2 separate regions of the Homo sapiens genome follow, and region 2 is linked to region 1. A link is a loop called in an ENCODE intact Hi-C map of the cell type or tissue named here. Cell type or tissue: prostate gland. All regions are shown on one strand. Links, peaks and the distances in the headings refer to the core of each region. The heading gives the core; the rest is flanking DNA.

Region 1 (15,912 bases), core at 5,068-13,067:
ATACGGTACTGAGAAAGGATGTTTCCATTTCCTTTATGCCCTCAATTGAGAACATCAGCATCATTCAAATCAGACTGGATGGATCACGCATCCTCTCAGGTGTGAAAAGGATGCCCTGTCCGCTCACGCCAGCCTGGACCCTCTGAGAGTGAGAGAGAGAGAAGAGAGTGTGTAGGAGAATTAAGAGACCACTGCCTCCATTTGCTGGTCCTGTAATAGTATGGGAGAATGGAGACATTAAGATCTGTGCTGCTTATTTTTTCTTCTCTGGGTTTAGGCTTGGGGAGAAACATATGTGTTGGGTGAATGCAGATAACACCAGAAGGAGTAGGGTCTGATCGATCCTTGTTTTCCTGCCACACAGCCAGAGGGTATAATATTGAGTTGTCAGCACAGAGAAGCCAGAGGTTTAGCTTTTCTGAGATGCCCTAATTCCTTCGTCAGGAAGTCACTGAATTGAGAGCCAGTGGGCCTGGGAAGAGGGCTGCTATAGCAGTGCAAGGTGGCCCTCCACTGAGGATGTGGCAAGAGGCTTTTGGGTCTGCAGCCTGTAGGAATCAAACGATGGTGTCAGAAGAGAAACACTGTTGGGACCAGGAGGATGAGTCTGAGTTACATTCACTTTGGTGTGTAAGGCCAGCAGAGCTCAGGCACCCCAGGAAGACTCAGGCCATTGTCCCAGAGACAAGCCCATGTCAGCCAGTGCACACAGCATCCCAGTACAAGGTCAGCGGATCCCTTGATCTCACCAAGAACTGTCATACACTTCAATGCCAAGTTAGGGAGAGAGGCAGAGGCAACTTGGGATACTGAGCATCCTTTCTTAGAGGGACTGAACACTGTTTTCAGTGGCCACTAAAATTACTGAATCAGATTATATCTAAAGTGAATTGAGTAGAAGTTAGGGACTTGCAAGAAATATTATGTTAATCGTAGACTATAGAGACAATGTTTCGTCCACCTTGCAAATGTGAGTTATAGTGTGAATTAAAATTTTTTGACTCTGCTCCATGTATAGGCAGATGAAAAGAATCCGATCCTTCCTTGAAGAAGTCGGAAAATTTTTAGGTTGGGGAATTATATGAACCTTGCAAGTCAGAAGACTGTCGTTAGGAAAATTATCCCTTTTATTTAGCCCACAAAATGGTACAAGCCAGCCATGAAATGTTTCCGCACTTTATAAAGCCAGCCTCTGCCTCCTCCTCCTCTTTTATTAAAACCACAAAATTAATGGATTCCTTTATTTTTGCTTATTTACCATATATCTTTGCTTCCTTCTGTATTCATTTCCCGTCTTCCTGTATAATATCTTTCAAATAGCTTCCATGTTGATATATTTTCAGACATCTTGCATATCTGAAAATGCTTTTATTGTATCTTCACTGTTAAATGCTAGCATTATAAGATCTAATACTCTGGGGTTAATGAACTTTTTTTTCCAGCAGTTTGAAGATAGTAGTAGCACATTGTATTCATCTATCTGGTGCAGCTGAGAAATCTCACACCAATTTCAGAATTTTCTTGAAGGGGATTTTCTTTCCCTTGTGCCCTTCAGAAGCTTTTGTCTTTAATACATTTTTTTAATCATCATAAGTCTCAGAAATGACTTTGTTCCCTCAAGCCTCCTTGCTGTCTAAACTTTTTTAGTCTGCAGTCCTGGGTCTTTGTTTAGTTCTGAGAAATTCTTATTAGTCATTTCTTCACATAATTTCTCCTTTCTCTTATTTTTCTCTTTTGTGGACACTTCTGATCTTTATATCATTTATCCTTGTTTTTTCTCTTTCAATAACTTTGTCCTTTCTGATGTTTTCTGGGAGAGTTCCTCAACCCAATCATTCTGCTCACTGATTTGTCATTTAACTTTGTCCACTGTGCTGTTAATTTCTTCTACTGAGTTTTTATTTCAATGCAATATTTCATATCGCATTTTTCAAATTGTTTTTATTTTATCATTTATCTTGTTCCTGCTTTACGTGTTCAACATTTTGCTTGTTTTATGTTATGACAGTTGTGTATATTATTATACTTGTGTTAAATTCCTGTTGCATTATTTTTCTTTATATATGTTTTGTTCTATTAGTTGGCTTGTGCTTTATAAATAGTCTGATTTGGCCTGATTGTCTTGCCCCCTTCTGCTCAGGACATGGCCCCACAGGCTGAGAATCTCACTCCACTGTGGGCTCATCGGTCCCAGTGCACAGAATGGGAGATTAGGGACTAAGACATTCAAGTGGAGTCTCCTGTTCTTGGTAGATAGTTCCACTGAGAACACATTTACCTGCTAGACACATGGTCTGTCAGAAATGACCAGGGTATGGCTAATTTAGTGTGAAGTTCTTTTGATTTAGAAAAAAAATTTAGAACATGATTGCTTTGCTAATTCCCATGAAAGAGTCGTTTGTAGCGTGGAATATACAGCATTAGTATAATAAACGAAAATAACTGTAAAATCAAAAAGTAAGACAAAGCTAATATTTTCAATAAGATGAATGAACAAAATGCTATTTAAATGATTTGAAGCTGAAATACTTATGGATATTAAAATGCAATTTCATGAAAAATCTAGATCTCTATCTCCAGCTCTTTATCAGATAGCTTGAGGAAAAATACATAAATTTTAAGTCTGTCACTGCTTTTGCCTCACAGTTTGTCAATCTCATCAACCAAACTGAAACAAAATCTCTAGAAAACCATTATGAACCCAAAATCAATGTTCAGTGTCATCATTATCTTCTCTGTCATCTTCTGCTAATTAATTCTGATACATTTTCAAACAAGCCGTGGATTAATAGTTTAGTGCAAATTCTCTTCAATTACATCAAAAAGCAGGGGGAAAAACATATGGGTTAGCTGCAGCAAGGGATCAATAATTCTATCAGCTCTTTTCTGTCAATTTGAATGTCGCCCTTCACCTTTTTTTCCCTGTAATTTTCTTTCTTTCCTAATTTATGCCTCACTTTTAAATATCTCACATTCTTTTCTTTCTTTTCTTACAGGGTTCTCTTCTGATACTCCATCTTCTATATACCTACTTTGTGTTAATTTTAGGAAGCATTATTTAAAATATTAGTGTAAACTGAGACAAGAGATAAAAGCAAATAATGGTTTTAATATTAAATAACTTTTTTTTTTGTAAATAAAATGAGTTGATTCCTGTGCTACTAAAAATATTAGGAATTAGAAGCTCAGTGGATATCTACATTAAAATCTGAAGAGACCAGAACTGCATATAGAGTCTTTAAAATTAATATCCCCAGTTTGAATTTGAGTGGTAATTTAAAGACATGTTTACCTGTTTGTACACTTTTCTTTCCAAATAGGAGGTGAATAGTATGTGGTCAAAAACTGTCTTTTTCATCTTTATATCATAGACTTTAAAAGAATTCCTGACACCTAGCAGAGGTTCAGTACCATGTTTAAGATGAATTAATGAATGAAGACATGGGTTTAACTTACAATATCATGGCTAACTATGACCTGCCATAGACTATCATTGTGACATTGTTGACAAAGTAAGAGAATAGACTTTGAAGTTAGATACCTTGAGTTTAAATCCTGGGATTTTGATTAACTAGATGTATTACTCATCAATTGCTGCATAACAAGTTACCCCAAATCTTAGTGGCTTAAAACCCTATTTATCCCACAGTTTTTTGTGCACCAAGAATCCTGGTACAGCTTATTGGATCCTGTCTTAGGCTCTCTCATAGGCAGGAATCAAGTTGTTAGCCTGGACTGTCTTCATCTCAAGATTCAACTGAAGGTAGATTTGTTTCCAAGCTCACTTGTGGTTCTTGACAGGATTCAGCTTTTATGTGTGTGTGTGAGCTGTTGAATTGAGGGCTTCATTTCCTTGCTGGCTCTTGGCCAGACGCCACCTTCAATTCCATGCCACATGCACCTTCCCATAAAGCAGTTCCCATTATGGCAGCTGTCTTCACTGAGTTGATCAAGCTAGAAGAACTAGAGTATGAACAAGTTGGAAGTCAGTCTTGTGTAACCTAATCTCGGAAGTGACATCCCACTACTTTTGCTGTATTCTATTTATTAGAAGTCAGTCACTAGTTAGAAGGATATGGTTTGACTGTGTCCCCACCCAAAATCTCATCTTGAATTGTAATCCCTATAATCTCCACGTGTGAAGGGAGAGACCAGGTGGAGGTAATTGAATCATGGGGGTGGTTTCCCCTGTGCTGTTCTTGTGATAGTGAGTGAGTTCTCACGAGATCTTATGGTTTTAAAAGGGGCTCTTCCTCCTTCGTGCGTCACTCTCTGTTGCCTGCTGCCATGTAATGTGTGCCTGTTTTGCCATGATTTTAAGTTTCCTGAAGCCTCCTGAGCCCTGCAGAACTGTGAGTCAATGAAACCTCTTTTCTTTATAAAAGTCTTGGGCAGTTCTTTGCAGCAGTATGAAAATGGACTAATACATTAGTAAATGTGAATACCAGGAGGCAGGGATTGTTGGGGGCTACTTTAGAAGGCTGCCTACCACAATAGCCATGTAACCTTGAAAATTTGCTTAAGCTGTTTTGCTCGGTTTCCTTACCTGGGAAACAGGAATACTAATAGAACCCACCTGTTAGGGCTGCAGTGCTAAACATACTAAGAATGTATATGCTAGTGATTAGCAAAGTGCTACACACAAAGCAAAATTCAGTACAATAATACTGTGCTATTATACCTGTTATTTTTTAGCTATGTCATCTCTTTTTAGGTTGATTCTTTCTTCATAAAGTGAGAATTGGATGATCTCTAAGTTTCCTTGTAAGCCCAAGGAGTTTACTGATTTTGTAGACTTAGGAATCCACAGACTTCTTCATTTTCAACAATCTAACCTTTTTTGGACCCCACATTAGCTTTTCCCCCTCGCTCTTATAATACCTAATTGGGATCACATAGAAAAAAAACCCTGATGTTTCTGAAGGAGAGATTCTATTAATGTTTGGGACAAATCAACTGTTGCAGGGGCCCTGCCCTGAGAACCAAAGTTTTATGAATTTTAGTCCGCATTCTGCCAGTTGAAACAAGTTCTTTAACCTCTCCCGTCTCAGTTCGTATAATTCACGGAGGGTGAGTTGGACTGGATGAGATAGCATTCCTTCTAGCTTAAAAGTCTTTGGAACTAATTTCCGTTTGCTGCATATATTCGTTTTTAATTCTCCTTTCCATGTGTTCCATATGTAGTTATTTAGGGACAATTTCCTCAGGCATTTTCAGAACATTCTCAATTTTACAAAGATTATAGGATACAATTATAGCTTATATGATTTTAGGAACTATGACATTGTAAAGAAAAATTATTGTGATAATCAGTAAACCTCTAAGATATTCTTACAAAGGCCACTTTTAGAAAATCACAGAAAATGAAGTCGGGTGATGTTATTTGTATGCATCAGGTGAAAAAAATACTCCCAAATGAGGAAAAATATTTTGGGACTTTTGAGTTGACTAGAATTCAAAGTAAAAAAAAAAAAAAAAGCCAGATCATTTTCTGTAATGATTCAACTCATTGGACATTTCTTGAGGTGTCAGTTATACCTTCTTAGAAATAGCTCTAGACATTTACAAGTTGTTAGAATAAAATAAACAAATGAATTAAAAAACCAACCAGATCTTGTGCATCCAGAGAGGTTCAATCTCTTCCAAACAATAATTTTTTTAGGATGCTATTATTGCTTAATTGTCTTTGAAATTCCTTTCCTGAAGCTACCTGTAGAATCTGAGGCATATGCTTTTGAACATGCTCACTGATGAAAACTATTTTTTTCCTGAAATCAAATCCGCGGTCAAAAATCATTTAGAAGTAAGAACAGTAGGTGAAAGGGCAGATCAAACTGGATAGTACTTTTTAGTGTATAAAATAGGGAACAACAGCAAGATGAGTGATTTTCTTACATTGAGAACTAGCTCCAAAGGTGGTTCAAAAGAGAACTCCTTAAATTGTTTAGAATGAGGAGTCAACATAAAAAACGCTTTGTGTCTTTTGTCATGTTAAAAAATGAGTCTCACAAACTTACATGACACAAGTTTACCAATGAAACAAACCTGCATATGTACCACTGAACTTACAAGTTAAAACAAAAAATGAGTCTCACAGTTTGCATGAAGTGTTACTTGATTTCAACCTGAAGCATCTTGGTAGTCAATTCAAATTCTGGTTCTGCCACTTAGGAACTGTGTGACATTGGGAAAGACTTGGTTTCCCAGAGCTTCATTTTTTCTTACAATGTGGGAAATATGTCACAGAGATGAGATGAGTGTTCAGTGAGGATGTGTGAATATATCTCACAAACTTTAATGGGTAATACCCAAGATAGTTATTAATAATGCCATTTTATGCATAATTTCTTATATAAATTTAATTAAACTATAAGCTCATAAAATATTCCTATCAAATATGATAGGAAAAATAAGGGAGAGATTTTCAGGATACTTATTGCCAATCCAGGCACCCTACTAAGCTCTTTATAATTTTTATTATAAGCTCTTTATAAATTATATTGAAATTTACTTGTATAATTTTAAATTTAGTTATTATGAACACTACAAGTTTCCATTGTATAGGTGAGAAAACTAAGGTTTAGAGAGTTTAATTTTGCCAGAGTTATAAAACTAGCAAATGATGGAGCTGAGGGTGGGGTCCAGATCTGAATGACTCCCAAACCAATGTTTTAAAAGCCCTATGTTACACTGCTTCCATTTCTGGCAACAATGTGAAGAGAAAAAGGAATGTACAAGACTTTGTTATATTGCACCAGTAATTACCAGACTTATTTGCATATGAGAATTACCCTGAACGTATAAAAACCATTGCAGCATCCAGGGCACACCAGAAATCAATTAAATTCCTTGAGGGTTGAATCCAGATATTAGCCTTAAACAAGCAAAACAGAAAGCTGTTCAGGTGATTCCAACATGCAGCCAAGTTTGAAACTCCATGTGTTTTAAGGTCAGTCCCTGAGACTGACTAGGAGATTTGTGATGACTGTGGGCTTGGGAGTAAGATGGTTCTAACTCCTGTTTGGCTGCTTAGGAGTTGTATGATTACGGACAGGTTACTGCCCTTCTCTAAACCTCAAATGATACTGAAAACATGTATTTGTGGGTAAAATAAAATAACCCAAGAAATGTTCCAGCACACTGCCTGGACCTACCAAGTAGTGCCTGGTGGTAGTAATACTTTGTTTCTCAAGCTCATTCTCTGCACAGATTTTCGGTTGCTTCTTGAAACTTTTAAGCATGTGATCTGCTGCCCCTGAGTGAAAGCAAGAGGCTACTATTGGCTCCTAAGTCTCTTTTGAATCATAATGTTATGCCATTTTTATTTGGGACGTGTATTTCTATAAGTGGTTCACAATATTTAGCAATGGAAACAATGGCTTATCTTGGGAGTAACCCAAGCCACTTGGTAATGAGAATAGTTATTTGATGATTTGATAGTTAATATTGGTGTTCTGGAAATGGCCATGTACATATGTTTATAGATGTGTGTTTTCTGTTTTTTGTTTTTTTGGGTAGATGTCACCCTTTCCCCTTATAGCTTGTTTACTTTCCTCACACAGGTGTAGGCAGGCAGCAGCGTTGTTTGAATTAGTCTTTTAAGTGAGTGTTTAATGAAGATGAGTAATTGCTTGCAGCTGCATGTATCTGTAGGGATTTGATTTTCTTCTAGTAGAGAACAAGGTGATTTTCCAGACAACTTTGGAAAGTGTGATCTTGGTTGTCCCCACATACTTGAGAGTGACTGCCTCTTGCACCAAAATGCCATGAAACTTCCTGCTTCCCTCCAGAAGACACCATCCTAGCTGGGGTATAGGCAGCTCATTTTATCTTAGAGAAGGTTTCCCCCTTCAATATAAAAGGTAATCAATGTGGTTTCAAGTGAAGATTATAAACATGAATGGCTCCTTGAGGGTGTGGCACTATGGCCTGATGAATCCTAGATTTGTTTCCACTTTCCCCCTAATTAAGACTGAAGTTTGAACTGCTGGCATGGTTGAAAGTAGATTCTGAGATTTTTTCACTTAGAAACAGGATTTTCTAGAGTCGATCTATGCAGAGACCTTGTAGGGGAAAGAACAGGATTGGCACCAAACATTGGGGTTTAGAAGTCATAAGTAGGACCTAAGAGAGGCAACCAAGGAACCACAGAGTTGAGTGACTGGACTAAGACCCTTAACCAGTGGCAGGGCTGGATTCTAAGTGTGTATCTGAGTTCCTCCAAAGCGTATTCTTTACTTCATACAATTCCCTGAATATCCTCACCTGTGAGGAGGCAGAATCCTTTCATCCCTCAATGGCAATGGAAATGCATGTACGCATCTTACACAATGGGTGTGTTCTTGAAGAGTGGTGAGAAAAATTGCTTTTATAAATCAAATCACATACCATGTTTACAAGGAATATTAATATTTAAAAGGAATTCAATCTTAAATCTTTTTTGAATTCTTGGTAAATGTAGATGTTATTCAAAGTGAGGCTTCGGTGTAGTCATAATCATTAAACTGCTAGCAAATGTTATTCTAATATATTAGTCCATGATACCATAAGATGGATTAATTTTTATTACAAAGTACGATTCTTGATTTTTTTTTTTGGTGAAGTTGTGTTTGATGAGGAAGTGCTATCAAATTACAAAAGGAGAATTGACCAAGCAGGAGAGTTGAGCTCTATCAAGCCAGCTACTTGTTTTATCCACTAGAGGGTAGCATTGGCATTGGAATGACACGTAGACATTTACAGTTTTTCAAATTGAAAGAGCTGCCTGTGAAATGCAGACTATTGCCAAATCTACAATATATTAAATGATTTGATAAACAATTTGATATGACGGAAAACACCACATGATTGTAATTGGATTCTTCTGTATTACTGGGCGATGTACACCCTGAAGGACATTCTTAAGGCCCACTACCTGTGTCTTGTGGGGGTGGTTACTTTGGGCCTCAAGCCAACCATGTGCCATTTGGGACTAAGACCTTTCCTTCTCACCTTTCCAGCTCAATTCCTGCTTTACTTCTCCATTTGCAAATTGTCAGCATGCTGGAGAATCTCAGTGTGAATTACCTTCCCTTTCCTTCAACCTAAAGCCGTACTTACCATAGAAGTTGATTCTTTTAATGAGTCTCTTGAGGAATTCAACACTTGTGACAGGCATTTCTGCTTATCCTCACTAGAATGCTGTGAGGGGCCTGAGGACTGCCGTCCTCATGCCTTTTAACATAGAAAGACAAAGTCCTCATGTCATTTCACATCACCCTTCTGCTTGGTAGTGGAGCCAGGGCTGGATTCTGGTTGTGTTTTGTCTAACTCATCATTGACTGAGTGGTTTCCAGTGCTTAGCAGGGACTTCCTAGGTGTATGACACTTTTTTTTTTTTTTTTTAACTTAGCCCCTCATCCACCACATTGCTACTAGCAGTAACTACAAAACCACCAGACTACAGTAGTAGGTCCGTATACAGAACAAGATATTTAAAAGAGGTTGTTTTATCCAAGAAAGAAGTATTTTTGTTGTTCAAAATATTAATCTGTGAGAGGCACTAACATTCAGACCACAGCAGGCAGCAAACAATGAGCTTGTCTTGGAACTCACAGTTCTCCACCTGGCCTGGTAGCTGTACTACAAACATAGTATGTTCTTAATCGCTTTATGTTCTTTTTTGCATTTTTAGAATTTTTTTGATAGATAATATTTGTATGTTTTGAGATTCATGTGATATTTTGTTACATGCAGAGTGTTGTAATGATCAAACCAGGGTATTAGGATATCCATCACCCCAAATATTTATCATTTCTATGTGTTGGGAACATTTCAAGTCCTCGCTTCTAGCTATTTTGAAATATACCGTATGTTGTTAACTATAGTCACTCTACTCTGCTGTTGAATATAACTTTTTCCTTTTACCTGTATGTTTGTACCCATTAACTAACCTCTCTTCTTTCCCCTATCCCCAACACAGATCCTTCCCAGGATCTGCTATCTATCATTGTACTCTACCTCCATGAGATCAACTTTTTAAAGCTCCTACATGAGAACATGGGATATTTGTCTTTCTGTGCCTGGCTTATTTCACTTAACGTAATTATGTCCACTTCCATCCATGTTGCTGCAAATGACATGATTTCATTCTTTCTAATGGCCCAGTGGTACTCCATTGTGTATATATATATACCACATTTTCTTTATCCATTCATCTGATAATACTTAAGTTGATTTCATAGCTTTGCTATTGTGAATGGTGCTGCAATAAACACGGGGGCCACAGGTATCCCTTTGAAATAATGATTTCCTTTCCTTTGGCTAAATAGCCAGTAGTGGTATTGCTGGATCATAAGATAGTTCCATTTTTACTTTTTTGGAGAAATCTTCATTTTTTTTTTATAGTGGCTGTACTAATTTACGTTCCTACTAATAGTGTCTAAGAGTTCCCTTTTCTCCACATCTTCACCGGCAACTGCTATTTTTTTTGCCTTGTTTCTAATAGTACTTCTAACTGGGGTAAGATGATATTTCATTGTGGTTTTGATTTCATCTACCTGATGATTAGTGATGTTGAGTATTTTTTCATATACCTGTTGACCCATTTACCTGTTGTATGTCTTCTTTTGAGAAATGTCTATGACATTTACTCACTTTTTTATGAGATTATTTGTTTTGCTGTTGAGTTTACTTTAATGTCTACTGATTACTAAGTCCCTTGTCAGATGAATAATTTGCAAATATTTTCTCCCATTCAACAGATGTCTGTTCACTCTATTGATTTCTAGTGTATGCAGAAGTTTTCCAGTTTATTTATTTTTTAGAGACAGTCTTGCTCTGTTACCCAGGCTGGAGTGCAGTCGCATGAATGTAGTTCACTGCAGCCTCCAACTCCTGGGTTCAAGTGATCCTCCCTCCTCAACCTCCCAAAGTGCTGAGCTGCTTTTCAATTTAATAAAGTCCCACTTGTCTATTTTGTTTCTGTTCCCTGTGCTTTTGAGGTCTGAGCCATAATAAAATCTTAACCTAGACCAATGTTACCATGTTTTCCTTCCTTATTTCCTCTCCTCCTTCCTTCCTTCCTTGGTTGCTTTCTTGCTTTGTTTTTGTTTTTTTTTTGAGCTGGAGTCTCACTCTGTAGCCCAGGCTGGAGGGCAGTGATGGAATCTCCGCTCACTGCAACCTCCACCTACTGGGTTCAAGCTATTCTCTTGCCTCAGCCTCCTGAGTAGGTGGGATTACAGATGCATGCCACCATGCCTGGCTAATTTTTTTTTGAATTTTTAGTAGAGATGGTTTCGGCATGTTGGCCAGGCTGGTCTTGAACTCCTGAACTCAGGTGATCCTCCTGCCTTGGCCTCCCAAAGTACTGGGATTACAGGCATGAGCCACTGCACCTGGTCCCACTATGTTTTCTTCTAATAGATTTATAGTTTTGGGTTTTACATTTACCTTTAATCCATCTTCACTTGATTTTTACATATGGTGAGATAGGGATCGGGTTTCATTCTTCTGCATGTTGATATTCAGTTTTCCCAGCAGTATTTATTGAAGAGAGTGTCCTTTTCCCAATATGTTCTTGGCACCTTTATAAAAAAAAATCAGTTTGTTGTAACTATGTGAATTTATGTATGGGGCCTCTGTTTCTTTCCACTGGCCTATGTGTCTGTTTTTATACTAGTACCATGCAATTTTGGTTACTAGAGTCTTGTAACATATTTTGAAGTCAGGTGGTGTGATGCCTCCAGCTTTGTTCTTTCTACTCAGGATTGCTTTGGCTATTCTGGCTCTTTTCAGCTTCCATATAAATTTTTGGATTGTTTTTTCTATTTCTGTGAAAAATGACATTAGTATTTTGATAGGGATTGCATTGGATCTGTAGATTGCTTTTGGTAGTATGGTTATTTTAACAATATTCTTCTGACGCATGAGCATGGGATGTCTTTCCATTTATTTGTGTTCAACTTTTTTCATCAGTGTTTTGTACTTTTCCTTATAGAAGTCTTTCACCTTTTTGGTTAAATCGATTCGTAGGTATTATATTTTACTTCTATAGCTGTTGTAAATGGGATTGTTTTCTTGATTGCTTCATCAGCTAGGTCACTAATCATGTATAGAAATGCTATGATTTTTGCATGTTGATTTTGTTTCTTGCAACTTCACTGAATGTATATATCAAATTGAGGGTTTTTAATGGAGTTTTTAGTTTTTTCTAGATATAAGATTAAGTTATTTGCAAAGAGAGCAACTTGACTTCCTCTGTTCCAATTTGAATGCCTTTTATTTCTCTTACCTGATTGGTCTGGCTAGGACTTCTAATATTATGTGATATGGTTTGGCTGTATGTTCCCACCCAAATCTCACCTGGAATTGTAATCTCCATAATCCCTACATGTCAAGCGCAGGACCAGGTAGAGGTAATGGGATCTTGGGGGCAGCTTCCTCCATGCTATTCTCATGATAGTGAGTTCTCATGAGATCTGATGGTTTCATAAGCATCTGGCATTTCCCCTGCTTGTGCTCACTCTGACCTTCCTCCCTACAAAGTTGTGTGCTTCTCCTTTTCCTTATGCCATGATTGTTAAGTTTCCTGAGGCCTCCCCAGCAATGCAGAACTGTGAGTCAATTAAACCTCTTTTCTTTATAAATTACCCAGTCTCAGGCAGTTCTTTATAGCAGTGTGAGAATGCACTAATACATTAAGTAAAATTCTAGTGGTGAAAGTGAAACTCTTTCCCCTAGGAACTCTTTCTAGTTCTTAGGGGAAAGAATGTCAGCTTTTCCCCACTCAATATCATGTTTACTGTGGGTTTGTCATATACAGCCTTTGTTATGTTGAGGTAAGTTCTCTTCTGTGCCTACTTTGTTGAGAGGTTTTATCATGAGGAAATGCTGAATTTTATCAGATGCTTTTTAAAAATCTATTGAGAAGAGCATATGGTTTTTGTCCTTCATTCTGTTGATGTGATGTATCACATTTATTGATTTGTGCGTGTTGAACCATCTTTGCATCCCTGGGATAAATCTTACCTGATTGTGGTGTTTCATCTTTTTGATGTGCTGTTGGATTTGGTTTGCTAGTATTTTTTTGAGGAATTTTGTATCTATGCTTATCAGGGATATTGGTCTGTAGTTTTCTTTGTTGTTGTTGTGTCTTTGTCTGGTTTTGGTATCAGGATAATGCTGGCCTTGTAGAATGAGTTGGGAAGAATTCCCTCCTTCTCAATTTAAGATAGTTTGAGAAGAATTGGTGTTGTTTGCAAGTTGGGTAGAATTTGGCAGTGAAGCCATCTAGTCCTGGGCTTTTCTGTGTTGGGAGACTTTGCTACTGATTCAAACTCTTTGCTCCTTACTCTGTATAGGTATTCTATTCCTGATTCAATCTTGGTAGGTTGTATGTGTCCAAAAATTTGTTCATTTCCTCTAGGTTTTCCACCTTTGTTGGCATATAGTTGTTTATAATTGTCTCTGATCTTTGTTGTTTCTGTAGTACCAATTGTAATGTTTCCTTTTTCATTTCTGATTGTTTGGGTTTTCTCTAGTTTTTTCCTTGGTTGGTCTAGCTATTGATTTTGTTTATCTTGTCAAAAAACCAACTTTTCATTTTATTGATTTTTTTATATTGTTTTTGGTCTCTTTTGTTTAGTTCTGTTCTAATTTTAAAATTTATTTCCTTCTACTTGTGTGTTTGGTTTTTCTTTCTCTTTTAGTTCCTTGAAGTGCATTGTTAGATGGCATATTTGAAATCTTTCTACTTTTTTGATGTAGGCATTTAGTGCTGTGTACTTCCATCTATATCCCATAGGTCTTGGTATACTGTATTTCAAGATATTTTTTGATTTGCTCAATTTCTTCATTGATCCAGTGGTCATACTGGAGCATGTTGTTTAATTTTCATGTATTTGCAGTTTCCAAAGTTTCTCTTGTTATTGCTTTTAGCTTTATTCCATTGTGGTCTGAAAAGATACTTGATGTGACTTCCATTTTTAAAAATTTGTTGAGGCTTGTTTTGTGGCCTAACATATGGTCTATCCTGGAGAATGTTCCATGTGTTGGTAAGAAGAATGTGTATTCTGCAGCTGTTGGATGAAATGTTCTATAAATGTCTGTTAGGTCATTGAATTATTCATTTCCAGAATTTCTGTTTGATTATTTTTTATGATATCTCTTTGGTAAATTTCTCATTCATATCCTAAACTGTTTTTCTGATTTCTTTGTATTATTTACCTGTGTTCTCTTGTATCTCATTGAGCTTCTTTAATTATCTTGAATTATTTTTCCAGGATTTTTGTAAGTTTTTTTCATTGTAATCTGTTGCTAGATAATTATTGTATTTCTTTGGAGGTGTCATATTTTCTTATGATTTTTGTGTCCTCACATTGATATCTGGTGCATCTGGAGTAACAGCGGCTTCTTCTAATTTTTTGGATTTGCTTTCTTGGGAGGACTTCTCCTGAAGATGTATCTATGGTGTTGGTTGGTTAGGGCACTTTGGCTTTGATTCTGGGTGCATGCAATGGTCTAGTCTCTGTATAATTTCTTTGCTTGTAAACAGTGTCAGTGGTGTCTGATTTCCTTAGTGGTTTAGGGTGCAGTCATTAGTAGAGGCTGTGGTGAAGATTTGCTGGGGATGAAGACACCAGCTGTGTCAGTCCTCATCTGCAGTGATGACAGTAGTAGGTGGAACATGCCTGTCCTTGGGCAACAGGGCAGTGCACGTGCCAGCACCAAGTGGTTCCAGGTAGGCTGATTCTTGGGCCTCCAGATGGCTTACTCAGGTGAAGACAGCAGCAGCAGCAGCAAGGGGCCAGGCAGGCTGGTGGGCCCTTGGGACCCTGGACAGCAGGCATGGTATGAGTGATGGCAGTAGTAGTGGCAGGAAAACCCTCTGCCTCCCCAGCTGTCTGTACTGGTGTTGGTGGGGGCTGTGATGTGCTGGGTGGGCCAGTCCCCAGGCCCACAGGTGGTGCATACAGGTGGGTTCCAGCTGTGATGATAGCCGCAGGCTGGGTGGGTCTATCCTTAGGCCCTTGTTAAGAGTACTCAGGTGCCAACAGTAGTGGATGGGGTGGGGCAATCCCCAGTCCACTGAACAGCATGCTTGAGCACTAGGGGGCATGGAGCCAGGCTGGATGGGTCTGTCTTTGGGGCTCCCAGTGGCGCATATGGGCAAGGGCTGTGGCGGGCAGAGCTGGGTGATCGCCAACCCCCCAGTGTAGTGCTCAGGTGATAGTGGCAGTGGTGGATGGGGAAGCCTGTCCCAGTGTGCATGCAAGTGGCTGCAGCCCTGCTGATGGGAAAGTGAGGTTGCTGTCAGTGGCAGCAGCTGTAGGCAGGCAGTTGAGGAGCTTGTGTTTTGGCCACAGGTGGGGCTGTGGGTGTGGGAGCTTGTCCTCAGTTCATATGTAAACGCACAGCAGCACCATTGCTGGGGCTGGCAGGGTTGTTGCCCACGGCTTGCTTTTCAGCCCAGTGGCAGCAGCCAGCAACGGTGGTGGCTGTAGGTAAGAATCTGTCCTCAGGGTGTGTGCAAATGTGTGTCAGCCCCACTGCCAGGAGTGATGGATTGCTGCCTGTGGCTCATGCTTCAGGCCTGATGGCAGCAGCTAGTAAGGCTGCGGGTGGAGGATGTCAGGGGGCCCCAAAGATGTGGAGATGCAAGGGCTGTTGAGCCCCGGGGCAGGATGCAGGTGGGTGGGGGTTGGGCTCTCAAAATAGTATTCTGCTTAAGCTCCTTAGGTCTGGGGCAGGTGTGGGATCCAGCCTCAGCTTTGTTTCTGGAGAAAAACTTTGTGCTGTCTCCTTGGAGCTCCCTAAGTTAATCTCAGGGCCTGGAAGGTCAAGGGCTCTCCTGTCACTGAGATCGCAGGAGTCTGTGGTGGGAATGTGGACCTTTTGGGGATCTTTCACTTACCTTTCCCTGCACTGGGC
Region 2 (15,912 bases), core at 3,909-11,908, 1.8 Mb after region 1:
CAACCTTTAAAAAATGGTGAACTTAAATCTTAGAAAGCCTGGAACTAGATTTAGTGTCTCATTTTTCCATCCTTATTGTCATTGTTCAATGGTAAAATGTTCTTTGGAGAGCACACAGAATGAAAGACCACATCCATTTCCAATAACCTACAGGAGAGTGGGAATTACGATGTGTTTTTGCAAAGGGCACCGTGAAAGAGAAGTACTTTTGAGTGAATTACTGTAAAAAAATATTGCAGTATGTGAGGATTTTGGTTTGACAATTTTTGACTGGAAAATTATAAGGTATCCATGTTATTTCTTAAGGTATTTATTTTCTTCAAATTATACATTGGTTCAAATACTCTATAAATGACCCTGCTTGGAGGTATGCTTTTTCTGGGGGGAAAAAAAATACTAAAATGTGGCCTGGCATTATGACTGTCCTAATGGTGTCCATTAGCTTTGCACTCCAGAGTTTAATAAAAAAGAAAAAAAGATTTTTCAAAAACTTTCAAACAACATAATGTGCAAGGAGGTGGGAGGGTGGTTGAATGATGGGGAAGAATAAATGGCTCATGCTGTTTCTCGATATTATTTTAGCAGATTTTCCTAAAGACATTATTTGAGCTTATTCTTAGCCTTCAAGTCATCATTTGGAAAATACATGTTGCGTTTTAATGGGGCACAGAATTCCAGACTAATATATAACTCCTTATATTACAGAAAGTTTTTTTTAAATCTTAGTTTCTGTATATATCATACATCTATAAAACTAGTGTTTTGGGGGCCACTAAGTCCAAGAGATCTTGCCTAACGCCACTGTGTTAGGCAGAATTTTTGCTCCCATGACCTCTTCCCTTGGTATTACTCCTGTGAATTTATCTGCATTGTTACAAAATTACATGGCAGATGTACTTAATGTTATTAATCCATTGAACTTAAAATACAGAGATTGTCTTGCATAATCTGGTGAGCCTAAATCTATTCACATGAGCCCTTTAAAGCAGAGATGTTTTCCTGGCCAATAGCAGAAGAGGAAGTCAGAGACTCAAGGAACTCAAGGAACTTGCCCTTTGTGGTCTGAAGAAGAGGACACATGTCAAGTAAACAAGGGCGTCAGTCCAACAATGGTAAAGAACTGAATTCAGCCAACAACCTGAATGAGGCTGCAAGTGGATTTTTCCCCTAAGCCTCTGATAACTGCCCAGCCTTGCCAACCTCTGAGTATAGGATGCTGCTGAGCCACACTGTCCCTTAATGTCTGACCCACAGAACTATGAGATCACAAATGGAGGTAAATTTATACAAACTGCTGCAGCATCAACAGAAGATAAGTACAGTTACACAGTGAACAAGGGGTTGATTCAGCCACATGGGTCAACCCTAGGCTGTGTGACTCTCGAGCCCACACTCTAAGCCACCATGCAACACCACGAGCCGCTCTCCTCTCTAAGTGGGTCGGCACACACCACCACCCACATCACTGCCCATGGGTGTCTCTCACAGCCAGTGTCACTGTCCCCTGTTATATGGCCAAAGGCATCAGTGCAACTGGCTTCTCAGGGAGCCCCACAGTGTCTTATACCAAGGCACAGTCACATGCTCATGAGCCTCCAAGTCACTGCTTTTGACTACCAAGGAAGCCCTAGTGCCCTGGATGTTGAACAGTACCCACAGTGCCTTTGCAGGTAGCTACTATTGCAGCTGGGGAAGGATTCTGAACTCCTCACTTAACCCCAGTGTTGGACATTGTAGCTTCTCCAGGATTAGGTGATAGTTCAGTCTTTGGAGCACAGAGGAAAAAACATGGGGCTCTCATATCCTGCTGTCTTGGTTCCAATCTGGACTCTACCCTTTACCAGCTGTGCGACTTGAAAAAGTTACTTAACATCCCTGACACTATGTTCCCACCTAAATGGGAATTTTTTACCTCTAAAGCGGGGATAAAAATGGTTCTTCCTCAAAGATCTGTGGGGAGCACTAAATGAAACACACAGAGGTGCTTAGTGCAGCTACTGGTACATAATAAATGCAGTTACATGGCTTTATTTTCTTCCTGCCACTCACCATTAGGAACATTATAAAAACTGTATAGATTCAAGATGTATAATATGATATATACATACACATATTATATTGTGTATGTATATATCATATACATATATATACATATTATACATATTATATATATACATCATATATATACATATTATATATTGCTCTTTTGCTCTCTATTCAATTAGTTAACCAGGTAAAAACTCACACCCCCTGATTACCTTAGAATGTGTTTCACCTTTCCTTTGGTTCAGTGATTCCCAAACTAACTTGATTTTGAGAAACATCTAATGAACTTGTTACAAGTACAAATCCACAGGCTCCCCTGGAGCTTCTGTTTCAGGAGGGCTAGAATAAGCTCGAGAAATCTGCATTTTATCAAGGCCCCACATTACTCTTACAAGCTGTCATAGTTAGGGAATAGGATCTACATAATCCTGACCATCTGTAGTCGCTGATGCTGACTGTAGGGAAAGACCCATGTGCCAGGGTATCCAAGAAAGCCAGGAACTTTCTGGTGCCACCGTGGAATGGGCGCTGTCACAGGATGGCGAGATCTCATAAGAAAAAGACAAGCATCCGCCAGCCGAGGGCAGAGTTTGCAGCAGCAAATTTATATGACCCTCTTCTTAAGGAATTGTTCTCTCCACCCCACTCCCTGTCATATAAAGTCATTAAAGTTAAGGTTCACATTATGTTGGGAAGAACATAAAGCAACAAAGCACTAGCCATGGCACAAAGTGAATGCTCAGTAAATGGCCACTGGCTTATGTAAGTCTTGATCAAATGTCAACTTAGTGAGTGACAGTCTAGAGGTGCTGCTCTACTCGTCTGCCATGTGGTTTGTTGGCTGCATGAGGTTGATAAAAATCGCAATGCTACACATCTTGGAAGTGTGTAGGCCCCCAGGGTCACAGATAAAGGTGAATTTTTGTGAAACTAATTAAACATAAGCCCCAGCAAGGTATTCACACAGTCATTCATCTTTATAAAATTTGCAAAAAAAAAAAAAAAACAATGTTTTGTAACTCTTTTCCCAAAATTCTACAAGCTTCAATTTACATAAAAACCTGGATTTACCACTGCAGCTCTTCAAAAGGGGGCTTGGAACTGCCAAGAGCACCGGGAAGTAGAATGCTTTGCTTCCAACAGCCAATGCCCTCCTTGCAGTAGTGGAGCCTTTCAACACCAACAGGTTATGTTCCGAGGGAGACAACAAGCTGTGATCCCCGGCCTCAGGCCCAGCTGGTGCCCTCTCCCCTCTGTGCCTGGCTGCCAGTACAGAGCTCCCCTCTCTTGCCAGGGCCCTGAAGCATGGAGGAGTCAAGGAAGACCTTCTGCCAGCCCTGCAAATCAAGCAGACCCCTTTACATGGCCCCAGGGGTTGGGATTTCTCATTTCCAGCCCCTCCCACACACTCCAGTTCCATTTCAGGCCCAGTCTGGGCTCCGCCACTCCATCCCCAACTCAGTGACATGCTACTTAACCGTTAACAGCAAAGTGGCAATAAAACTTGCTGATGCCTTTTGCCCAACACATGCTCCACAAACACTCTGATTTAATTTGAAATATTTGTTTTAAGTAATTTGTGGATTTTAGCTATTGGACTAATATCACTCACAGAAATGGATTATAATTTACTGCTGTTTCTTCATTTTTTTATTACTACATAATTAAAACCTACTGTTAGCTAGCACTGTGGAAAAATGTTGGTGTTATGCAGTATGCATTTCAGTTGGCTGCACAACCACCATCTCTTCTTCCAGTGACCCCGCTTCTCTGTAGTGATGTGGGTGCATAATTCTCAGACTCCATTAGGTGGCTGTAATCCACGGCCTCTCAATGAATCTTACATTCTGATTCTCAGAATGTAGCCAATTGTCAGCCTTGCCGATGCCTCAGAGTGAAGGACCATGAACTAAGGGCATGAGGGCTTGGGGAAGCTGGGCATAAGTGTGAGCAGGAAATGTAAAGGAAACGCAGAGGGGGGCTGGGGTCTTTCTCCTCTATTTGTATTCCCTGCAGCTATTGTGGCTGATGACTCTATTACAAAGATGTAGACATGGGAAGGCAGCTGTCCCCTTGTGATGCTTTCCAGAGGAAAAGACAGAGCAGTCACATGGGCAATGGAATGAAAGAGGACTTCAGATTCTTAATAGGAGGACTGCCATCCCATTTGATAGTTTCTTTTAGTCAACAAACTCACACTTACAGGGCTTGGCACTGGGGCACAGGGTGGCAATGAATTATACACGGTCATTTTCTTCAATAAGCTCACATTCTCATGGGGCAGTCAAATATCATATAAATCACTGTATTTCACCACCATGGGTTTTACTAGAGACAGAAGGAACTATTTGATATAATGGAAAAGGCTTGAATTTGGGAATGAGAGATATGACAGTTCGAATCCCACTTTTGCAATGTGTTCAGCTCTGTCACCTTTGGAAAAGCTACTTCATCAAAGAATTTTAGTTTCTTTATTGAAAAATAGCAACAAAACACAACTTTGCAGGTGCTGGGAGGCTCCATGGCTGCAAGGAGGAGTGGCTGCCAGAAGCATTCTGCTCCCCCTGTGCTCACTCATACCAGTTCCAATCCCTGCTTTGAGGAACTGTGATGGAAAATCCAGGGAGGAAGATTAGAAGTGACGGAGGTCACATGTTTGGTACAGCAGCAGCACGTGATAGGAATTTGATAAATGATAGCTATCATGGTTGACAACTATTAGGAAAACAAAACACCATTTTTCATGTCCCTGGACTATTTCAATAACCACAGAACTCCAGTCTCTTCTCCCTCTGTGCCTTAGAGGATTCCAAGAGAGCTCTTTCTACAAAGCAGAGCTGATTTCATAAGCTCTATTTCAAACACTTAGTAGCTCTGCCCCTCGAGAAAGATCCCATCTCCTAGGCAAAGACTGTGCGCACCAACACATGTCCCCTGCAACCCCCTCTGGCTCACTGACCAGCACTCTCCTGTAAACCTCTGCCCCTTTCAAAGCCAGTCCCCCTACCACATCGTCTTTTCTCTTGCCTCTTGGTTTTGGACATTCTGTTCCCTTGGCCTGGACTTTCCAATCCAACCATGATCACTTGTGCAAATCCCTCTGAGGAGCCACACCCCAACAACCTTCACACCCCACTCGGATCCTAACTGAATCCCCAACTGCCCTCTCCTGTCTATTCTCTAGACTGCAGCAAGGCTGCTTTGCACACACAAAGCCCATCATTGGCACTCTCTTTCTTAAAACCTTCAGGGGCTCTCCTGCCATCACACTTGAATCAAAACCAACCCTCGACCAAGGCCTCCAACACCTGCCTGATCTGACCCTTCACATCCTCCCGACTTGCTCCCTGTGCTCCAGCCACACTGACCGGCCTGCAGCAACTTGAACCCTGAGCTCTTTCTCACTTCATGGGCACCAGCCCCTGCTGTAGGGAAATGCCGTCTTCCACTCCGATCCTCTGCAGAACACCCCCTGGTCAGTCTCCTGGCTTGGCTCAAGGCTACCTCCTCTGGGGACCCTTATCCAATTCCCCAAACAAAATCATGGCCCTTTTATTCTTGCTTATGTAACCTGTTCTTTCCCTTCACAGTATTAATCACAATCTGTAATTATTCTTTATGTGTTTAGGTATTTGTACGTTTTTTACTTAATGACCTTCTTTCTCTCTAGACTGTAAATTCCATGACAGGGCCTTTGCTCCAAGCAGGGAGCCCAGATCCCTTCACAAATATCCATGAAGGAGAAGCTTCCATGCAGACCTCCTGAAGGCCTCTTTTCCCTCTACCTACAAGTCAGCTAGGCCTGCTGGCCTCCTTCTGTACCCAGCAATATGATACACTGTTTTGTAGCATTTTATTTATATGGCCAAATCTCTCCAGGAATGTGAGCTTTTTCCCAACACCCCCCCGCCAAGATGGAGTCTTGCTCTGTCACCAAGGCTGGAGTGCAGTGGTGTGATCTTGGCTCACTGCAACCTCCACCTCCTGGGTTCAAGCAATTCTCCTGCTTTGGCCTCCCAAGTAGCTGTGATTACAGGCACCCACCCTACACTTGGCTAATTTTTGTATTTTTAGTAGAGATGGGGTTTCACCATGTTGGCCCGGCTGGTCTTGAACTCCTGACCTTGTGATCCACCTGCCTTGGCCTCCCAAAGTGCTGGGATTACAGGCGTCAGCCACCGCACCCAGCTGAATGTGAGCTTTTTGACACTAGAGTGATTCTTCTGTGTGTTGCCAGCATAGCAAGACCTATTCCCCCAACTCATGTCCAGCATAAGAAATAGCTAGTAAAGGTAAAGTGCTCCTAAACTTACAGAGAAAAACATTAACAGCCCTGCCTTCAGATAGCATCGTGGCTAAAACTTCACTCTAATTTCAGAGTGGAAAAGATAATAAGGAAGGGATAGAGTGAATGCAGGTATACCAAATGGAAGGTCCCTGTAAAAATCCAGAAGAAATTCAGTTAACACAGACAAAAGAGTGCTGATACAGATAATAATAAAATATGAGACAGATTTGAGAGACGTTTTGGAGAAAAAACTGACAATATTTGGGCAAAACACAGAGAGAAATGAGATGTCAAGCGTGGCTCCTCAGGACCTGGCTTGTAAACTTGGAGGATGGTGGAACCACCCACGGAGATCAGGCACCATGCAGGTCTTCATGAGGCACCGTGCAGGTCTTCAGGAGGCGGCGTGCAGGTCTTCACGGGGCGGCGTGCAGGTCTTCACGGGGCACCGTGCAGGTCTTCACGGGGCAGCGTGCAGGTCTTCACGGGGCACCGTGCAGGTCTTCACGAGGCAGCGTGCAGGTCTTCACGGGGCAGCGTGCAGGTCTTCACGGGGTACCGTGCAGGTCTTCACGAGGCAGCGTGCAGGTCTTCACGGGGCACCGTGCAGGTCTTCACGGGGCGGCGTGCAGGTCTTCACGGGGCGGCGTCCAGGTCTTCACGGGGCACCGTGCAGATCTTCACGGGGCAGCTTGCAGGTCTTCACGGGGCAGCGTGCAGGTCTTCACGAGGCACCGTGCAGGTCTTCACGAGGCAGCGTGCAGGTCTTTGAGAGGCACCGTGCAGGTCTTCATGGGGCAGCATGGAATCAATCACAAGGTGGGGGTGCCATCTAAATAACCATGTGTGTGAATGATGAAGGGAAGGGACTCTTGGGGATCTTCTCTTGGAAAAGTCATTTCACCTATCTATCTCCCATTGTTCTGAGGCAGACAAGGGGAACAGCTGATCATTCAAAAGTCATCTCTATTTGGCTATGAAAAGCAGTGATTTGAGAACAATGTATACTTAAGCTGTTCTTTCTATCCCAAACACTCCTCTGTCTCTCTCCCTTCTCTGCAGCCTGAGACCAGCATGGAGATAAGGAATAAGGTTCTAAACTAGATGATCCACTGAAGCAAAGAGTTAAATGTACTTTCAAAGGAACATAAGGACAAAACCAGATTCTCCTTGGTGTACAAAGAATCCAGGTGAATTGTCATGGGAACAGTAAATGGATGTTAGATTATTTCTAGCTACCTTTGGTTGAGTACTTGCTGTGTGCCTGGCATTTCATGTACATTGTCTATCACCTTCACACAGAACCTACAGGGATGGGAAGAAAGATTCCAAGAGAGTAACTTACCCGAGGCTGCCCAGCTAGTGAGTGATAGAGCAGGGATTTGGACTCAAGTCTGCATGACTCTGAAGCTAATCTTTTTTTAACCCTAGTGAATTTCTAGGTATTGAGTGAGCAGTACTTCAGCATTGACCCCCATATGCAAAACAAGCATTTCCAGGTGGTTAAACTTATTTAAGGTGAGGCCCTCGGGCACACTATAGAACAAAGCTAATTGGGCTCAGCAGAGATCAAAACCACGACCTTGTCCTTATTTTATCTTTCTGCCACTGGCGTGCTTAAGGCAGACAAACACTTGCCATCAAACGGCTATAAAGCGTTTTATTTCCCTTCATATTGTGTAGGTTGCTCATTTATTCAAAGAACTCAGCCTTTCAAAATAAGCCACTGGCAAGAAGAGAGAAAAGGGATGTTCCTATAAATTATCCAGTGGAAAAGCTTTTACGGCATTCGACCAGGACTTGAAATGTGGGAGGTAGGACGCTGGAAATCTACCTTGAAGATGTGCAGAACCAGCGGCAGGTCCTGGTCCCCAGGAATGGGGGGTCGGCGCGGGGAAGGGGGGAACGGTCTCTGTTTGTCTTGCTGCGTGCTCACACTGCCACCTGCTGGCATAGCCCACATCTCCGCTTCCCCAGCTCCTGTCCACCTGGAGACCCTGAGAGATTGCCCACATTTTAGCATCTCCTTTCCTCCTTGGAAGGTGTCATACTCAAGAGAAATTTTTATTTCTAGCCAAACACTCTTTTTAGCCTGACAGCAAACGGCTAGTGGGAATCCATGTGCAAGGGAACTCTGTGTGAGGAAAACAGAGAGGGAGGGGAGCGAGGAGGAGTCTATGAGCTGGTGGCTGGGAAAATCTGCTGCACCGGTGAATCCAGTTGTCATTGTCAGGACCTTCAAGGCTTTTTGGCCATGACTCTAAGAACAAAACCTCCCCAAATCCCTTTTAAATACAGTGGGGTCCATTCCTCCCTACATATTTTCTTTTCCTACAAGCACAGCGAGCGTATCTAAGGGCGGGGAGGGCTTCCAGCTTGAGCACATAGCGCCATTATTTGACGAGAGCACAGGAAGCAGCCTTCATTTTAAAAGAATTTCAGTCTTTAACTTTCATTCACTCACAGCATGAAAATAAATCACTGTGCTTGAGCATTTTAAAAATTAAAGGCTTAGATATTACATGTTACTCAAAGGCTCCTATCTTCAAATACCTATTTCCATTAGCTATTACGGTTTTTAACTTTTCTTTTTCATTATCTTGTATTCGCTTCATGAGGCATTATGTAGATGCAGCAGACTGAAATGATTTTCTCTCATTCCAAACTAAAGATGATGATGAACTCCATTCCTCTGGGGTAAGTTTGGAATAAAAAGATGGGTTACAGAATACTGGAGGTAAAAGTCAGGGATCGATCTGGTGACTTGACTCTCATATATATAAGGTTCAACAACTCAATAATAAATAAATTTAAATCATTCCCTGATTCTACTTTCCAAAGGAAGACACTGAATGATTCACTGAAAGATTCTCACTTGCCCAAATCTCCAGTTTCTTAGTAAGGGAAGGTAACATGGAATTTCTTAACCTTTGTCTAGTTTTCAGATTGTCTACATCATTCACTGCATCGACCTCCTGTCTTCTGCTTTCTCATGCAGAATTGAAACATATATACCTCATCCCCAGGAGGTCTCGTTTACTTCCGTGACTTCAAGCACACCTGAGGGCCAATGATGCCCAGGTCTGCATCCTCAGTTCTGAACACTCACCCGAGGTCTAGACCCACCTCTCTAGCTGCACACTAAATATTTTCTCCCTGAATGTCCCATAAGCACCGGAAGCTCATTGTGTCTAATCTCAAGTCTTGGCCACCCTGGCCCCAACTTCCAAACATGCTCTTCTCTCATATAATGGCCCCAGTTAATGGGAAGACTATTCACACAATTGTGTAAATCCAAACCCCAAATGTCACCTGACACCCCAATGCTTCCTGTATGATATTGATCACGAAGTTCTCTCAGGTCTACTACCTTTGTCTCCAGCTATACTGACACTTCAGCCCTTTCCAAATGGACTGCTGAAATAGTATTGCAACTATCTACTTTTCCCCATATTCAATGATCTCTTTTTCATCCTTCACATGCAAAAATGTAAAACGGATCATATCCTTGACAGCAAAATTCTGTATGCTAAATTGGACTTCATCAAAATTTAAAACTTCTGCCCTGCAAAAGACCCTGTTAAGAGAATGAAAAGATAAACCATAGACTGGGAGAAAGTATTCACAAATCACACATCTGACAGAGGGCTTGTATCTAGAATATATAAATAACTCTCAATGCTTACAATTATAAAAACAAACAATCCAACCTAAAAACGGCCAAAGGACATTCACAGGCATTGCAGAGAAGAAGATACACAGATGGCAAAGAAGCACATGAAAAGGTGTTTAACACCATTTGCCATCAGAAAAATGCAAATTAAGACTACCATGAGATATAACTACACCTATCAGAATGACTAAAATTAAGAAAAAATTGGTAACATCAAGTTCAGGAGAGGATGTAGAGAAACCGAATCACAGGTGAGAATGTAAAATGGTAGAACCACTCTGGAAAATAGTTTGGCATTTTCTTTTAAAACTAAAAATAGACTTACCATACAACCCAGCAATTGAACTCTTGAGCATACGTCCCAGAGTAATGAAAATGCATTTTCACAAAGAAATTTGCACATGGATGTCATAACTTTATTTGTAATAGCCAAAAACTACCCAAATGCCCTTCAATATGTGACTGGTTAAACTGTAGAGCATCCGTGCCATGAAATACAACTCAGCAATAAAAAGGAATGAACTCTTGATCCACACAACAACCTGGATGAGCCTCAAGGAAGTTATGCTAAGTGGAAAATGCCACTGTCAAAGAATATATACTGCATGATTCCATTTATGTAACATTTTTGAAATGACCTAATTATAGAGGTAAAGAACCATTAGTGGTTGACAGGGGTTAAGGATGGGGCAGGAAATGGGTGTAGCTATAAGAGGGTAACACAAGCGAGTCTTGTGGTGACGAAAGAGTTACATAACCTGATTATGATAGTGGTTATATGATACTACACATATAAGAAAATTGCATGGAGTCCAGGCACAGTGGCTCACGCCTGTAATCCCAGCACTTTGAGAGGTCATGTTAGGAGGATGGCTTGAGGCCAGGAGTTCAAGACCAGCCTGGGCAACATAGCAAGACCCTATCTCTACAAAAAAATTATATAAAAAAGAAAAAGAGAATTGCACGAAGCTGCACACACACATACACATGATATAAATGAGTGCATATATTTACCTGCCAGATCTAAATAAGCCCTATGGATTATATCAAAGTTAATTTCCTGTTTTTTACATACTACAGTTATGCAACATGTTCACATTAAGAAAGGTTGGGTAAAGAGTGCATGACACCTCCTTGTGCATTTCCTTACATCTTCCTGTAAATGTGTAATTATTTTTAAATAAAGTTCTTAACTGATCATGCCACTCCTTTCTTGCAGTTATTTTTAGCTCTCATTATTCATAGAATAAAACACATTCATCTACTCATAACATAAAGTGTCCTCCATTCTGGTTAATAGTCTTTATCGACTATGCTAAAATGTCCACCATTTTTTAGACAATGTTGGCCTTTACTTCTAGGATTATAGAAAATATATCCATGCAACCTGAAATTTCTCAAATTTGCCAGAGTTGGACATTCTAAGCATATTCAACAGTCATTTAGTAAATCATTGCCTGTCGAAGCCAGATTAATCTATCAAATAGTTATCCTTTCTGGATACCATAGTTTTTATACAATTTCTCTAAAAGGAAAGGAAAGATGAGGTACTGTGGTAGGGGCAATAGCTGAGTAAGAGCTGTGATAGCACACAAAGCAAAAGAAAGGGTAAAAGGAGTCCACAGATGTAGAAAATCCCCCTTTGCTGATGAATTTGCTCATTTTATAAGCCCAGTGTATTCGCTTCCTAAAGCTGCAGTAACAAGTACCACAAGCTAGGTAGCTAAAACAACAGAACTGTATCACAACCCTGAAGTCCAAATCAAGGTGTCGGCATAGGTTGTTCCTTCTGGGGGCTGTGGGAAAGAATCCGTTCCATGGCCCTCTCCTAGCTTCCAGTAGTTTGCTGGCAATCTTTGGCATTTCCTGGCTTGTAGAAGCATCGTCCCAACCTCCACCTTCTTCTTCACATGTTATCCCTCCCTGTGTGTGTCTCTCTGTCCAAATTTCTCCTTTTTAGAAGGATGCCAGTCATTTTGGATTAGGGGCCACCCTGCTATGGTATGACCTCACCTTAATTACATCTGCAACAACTGTATTTCCAAATATGATTACATTCTAAGGTTCGGAGAGTTAGGATGTCAACATAACATCCTAATTATGATGGAAATTTTGGGGGGATGTAATTCAACCCATAACACCCAGGGAGCTCTAGTAGCCAAGAAAACTCCCATCCTTCTTCTGTTTGAATGAATACAATAGCTAAACGTCAATACCATTACCTGTATTAGAGGGCGCACAGGGCCTGATGTGGAAACTGGCTAGGAATTACTGTGAAGATCCTTATGCTCATCATGTGAGAAGACATTTAACAAGCATCTGAGTGTGCCTGACACTCTAGTAGCAGATATTTGACAGCTTGCCAAATACGCAGGTCAGATCATTCTACAATCAAGCTGCTAATCATATTCTAGTGTATACAGTTGACTCTCCTTGGCTCAGAGTCATAAATTATCTATAAGATTTTTCATGGTGAAAAAAATACTTTTGCAAACAAATCGTAGTTGGTGAATAATTAATTTAACTTTTATAAGAGCCAACTTGCTTAATCCAGACATTGTAACCAATTGTGACCAGGTGTTGTGATAAGTAAGGAATGTGGCTATTCACACACTGCCTAGGAATTGTTTAGCGACTCTTTGGGGTGGCAAGGTGTCATGCCAGACTCCTATTAGCTTCAATAGGGGTGGCACCAGGTTCAAGTGGGCAAAGAAGAGACCTGGAGCCAGTAAATGAGACCTAGAGTTTTATCAGGGGTAATTTACATAGAGGGGTGGTCCAGTGGCAGCAGGCTGAACAGGAGAACCATAGCCACTTGCAAAAAGCATGCAGTTGATATAGCATTTTCACTTAACACCCTTCCCCTAACAACTTCCACCTGGCAACCTTCATTTAACCCAAAACAAAGGGCCTCAATCCACTATACGGCCCTCATTCCATGAGACAGGGGCTCAGATATTCCTCGTACGTGAGGAATAAATATCTGCCTTAGCCACCCCCAGATTCCTTAGCTCAGAACTCTGAACACTCATTCAGTTGCATCTGCCATACAGGGTCCTTCTCAAGGTATGCTTAAGTTATTGCTGTCAGGTGTTGTCTGCCATGCAAAAGGGAGAATAAAATAGACTCTCTCCAAAGTAATCCTCTGTACAATCCTTCATTCCAACAACCTAACCCTTTCAAAGTAGGTGAATCAATCTAAACAGTTCCTGGGCACCCTATTTGAAATTATTATCAGATAATTCCTGATATCTGATACCTTCTGGAACTTGGCACATCAGTCTGAACCTCCAATTTAATATCCTGTCTGTGTGTAAGCATGCATATAAAATGTATGCATATAAAATGTATACATATATGTATCACATTACAGTGATAACATAGAATCTCATGGTTAAGAGACACAAAGTATACAGAATTATCACTTACATGCCCACATTATATCAACAAGAACAAGAACAAGGCCTAGATTCCCTTCAATACCTGCCTTCCTCCATTTCTGCGCATACAAATATATGCATATATGTATATGTATGCCTATAAAATGGATACGTACAGATAAAATTATGCAAACACACATATAAACATGGCCATTGCATTTTCATTTAATCTATGAAGCAAATGTAAATCTTTTTTTAATTAATTAGCACTCAAATTTTGTGTCAATATTTGATGGGAGACTGACTGGTTCCCATCTCTGTCTTTTCGCTGAATTCTTCTTTATCCTTCTGTCAGCTTTATGGTTCTAGAAGAATGCACTCCATATTCACTAACCATAAAGTTTGGTAACTTAACAAGGTATAAGTTTCTCCCAAAAGCCAGGTCAATTAAAAGCTGCAATGTGTTATTGTATCAGCCAGAAAACTTTATGTAAACTGGAATTTCTGATCTTTCTAATAAATACTGCGAATCTAGAAGCACTTGGCCAAAATATATTACCCTTAGCAAACTAACGCAGGAACAGAAAAGCAAATACTGCATGTTCTCACTTATACGTGGAAGCTAAAAAAGAACTTATGAACACAAAGAAGGAAACAACAGACACTGGGGGCTACATGAGGGTGAAAGTGGGAGGGGAGAGGGGAGCAGAAAAGGGAACTATTGGGTACTGGGCTTAATACCTGGGTGACGAAATAATACGTACAACAAACCCCCCATAACACGTGTTTACCTATGTAACAAACCTTCACATGTACCCCCAAACCTAAAATACAAGTTTAAAAAAAGAAAGAAACCACTTAGCCAGAATAGACCTTCATGGATTTTTCTTTAGTAACAATGCTTTAATTGAGAAAAAAAAAAGGTTTCTGATTGCAATTATAACACTACTTTTTATATTGTGAAGGTCTTAAGAAGAGGGAAGGAGAGATTGCAAGCCAGGTTGATGGGGCTGGTAAGGGCTTCACAATGAACCCAGTCAACTGCAAGATCAGTCCAGCCTCCTGCCCACCACTCCTGCTTTCCCCACCTGGGTATGCTGGTAGCAAACATAACTTGTGCTATTGATCTCTACAGTCGTTTTAAAGTTCTTTTTAACTTTCAAAATTTCAATCCTGATTGATGTTTTATAAAACCATTGGTTTTAATCACTGTGATTCGAAACACTTCTGTATGTTCCTTGCCCTTGCTTAAGTACTTCAATGATGGTTGAAATGAGCAAAACTAAAAAGGAAGACACTAAAAGAATCTAGAACAGGCTTCTTCAAATAGAGGAAATGATAATGTCGTTCCTCATTTAGCTATTTCTCTTGGTTCTACTTAAGACCACATTATTAAGCCTACTTAAATAAATGAGATTTGGCATGAAATTTATAAAATACTTAAAACAGTAGAAGAAGTTGTATAAATTTAAAAAGAACCAGAAAGCATCTCTTAAGGTTACAATTAAATATTTGAAATTCAAATGCATCTTGATATACCCCAAAAAAGCAATCGCTTTCTAATTATGCACATTACTGTGATTACATAGAATCTCGTGGTTAACAGGCACAAAGCACTCAGAATAATCACTTACATACTTACATTATATAAACAAGAACAAGCACAAGACCTAGATTCCTTTCTATACCTGTCCTCCTCCTTATCTCAGCCAGTGATTAACGCAGCACTCTGAGCTTGTGCTCATAATAGATACTTGCAATGGTTACGTGCTTCTCTCTCTCTGCCCCTCATAGTCAGGAGGCAAATGTTAAAGTCATGTCTTGACCAGAAGAGTTCTACAACCAAATTAGTGTTGTTGTAATAGAAAACATTTTGCCAGATCTAAAGCATTGGGTGAGGAAGATAAAAATGTACTTTCATAAACTTTTTTTTTAATTCAACAAACATCTGAGCTCCAATTGCACGCCAGGTCTTTTACTGGGTTCCGGAATTATAAAAATAAATAGGACATGACCTCATATATGGAGAAATACCATTGTCATGGTCATGAAATTCAGAAGGCATCAATGAAGGTAGTTTTGTAAACATCTAAGAGAATGGCTTTTTATTAAAAAAACTGATTAAGAGAGATCTGTTTTACCATTTATTTCTTTCCATGCAGATTTCTCTGTAGCAATCATGGGCTGCAGACTGAGTCATCTATTTTCCACTGCATTTGATATAGAATTATCTGTGCTTTTTAGAAACACCCTTCACCTACTCCAGAAGTTTAAATTTGTATCAAGATGTTACATAAAACATCCATTCATTTAGGACAGAGTACGAGTGAAAAATTAGAATACAGGGAGGTTTTGTGGGAAGGTGTCATATGAGAAAGAACTTGGCTGATATACAGTAAACAGACTCCAGAGATGACAGGAAGTTACATTCCAAGGAAAGGAAAGAGAATCATGTGAATTACATCATTGTGTCATGCATGGTATAGCCCTGTCATGGATCCCGGAGCCCACTGAGAGCTCCTTGA

Evidence for each region. Peaks named below come from ENCODE experiments on the same cell type or tissue, not always from the same donor. Only the 100,000 strongest peaks of a DNase experiment are listed, where the experiment ranks them.
Region 2: it touches region 1 in a loop (9-fold over the local background); 49 of 110 quality-filtered maps call a loop at or near these places.

What each region holds. Positions count from the first base shown.
Region 1 is chr2:39,905,062-39,920,973 of GRCh38, forward strand. It overlaps SLC8A1-AS1 (SLC8A1 antisense RNA 1), which reads left to right and starts at 12,573. Exons shown (of 5, transcript NR_038441.1): 1 at 12,573-12,598. RefSeq lists an enhancer at 15,440-15,912. In prostate gland, for the core only: a CTCF peak has its summit at 8,690 (motif pointing right); a DNase peak (open chromatin) is centred at 8,710.
Region 2 is chr2:41,690,717-41,706,628 of GRCh38, forward strand. No RefSeq gene overlaps it. Among named protein-coding and RNA genes, the nearest start is that of LINC01913, 180 kb to the right of the region's middle. In prostate gland, for the core only: a CTCF peak has its summit at 8,279 (motif pointing left); a DNase peak (open chromatin) is centred at 8,265; H3K4me3 peaks cover 461 bases.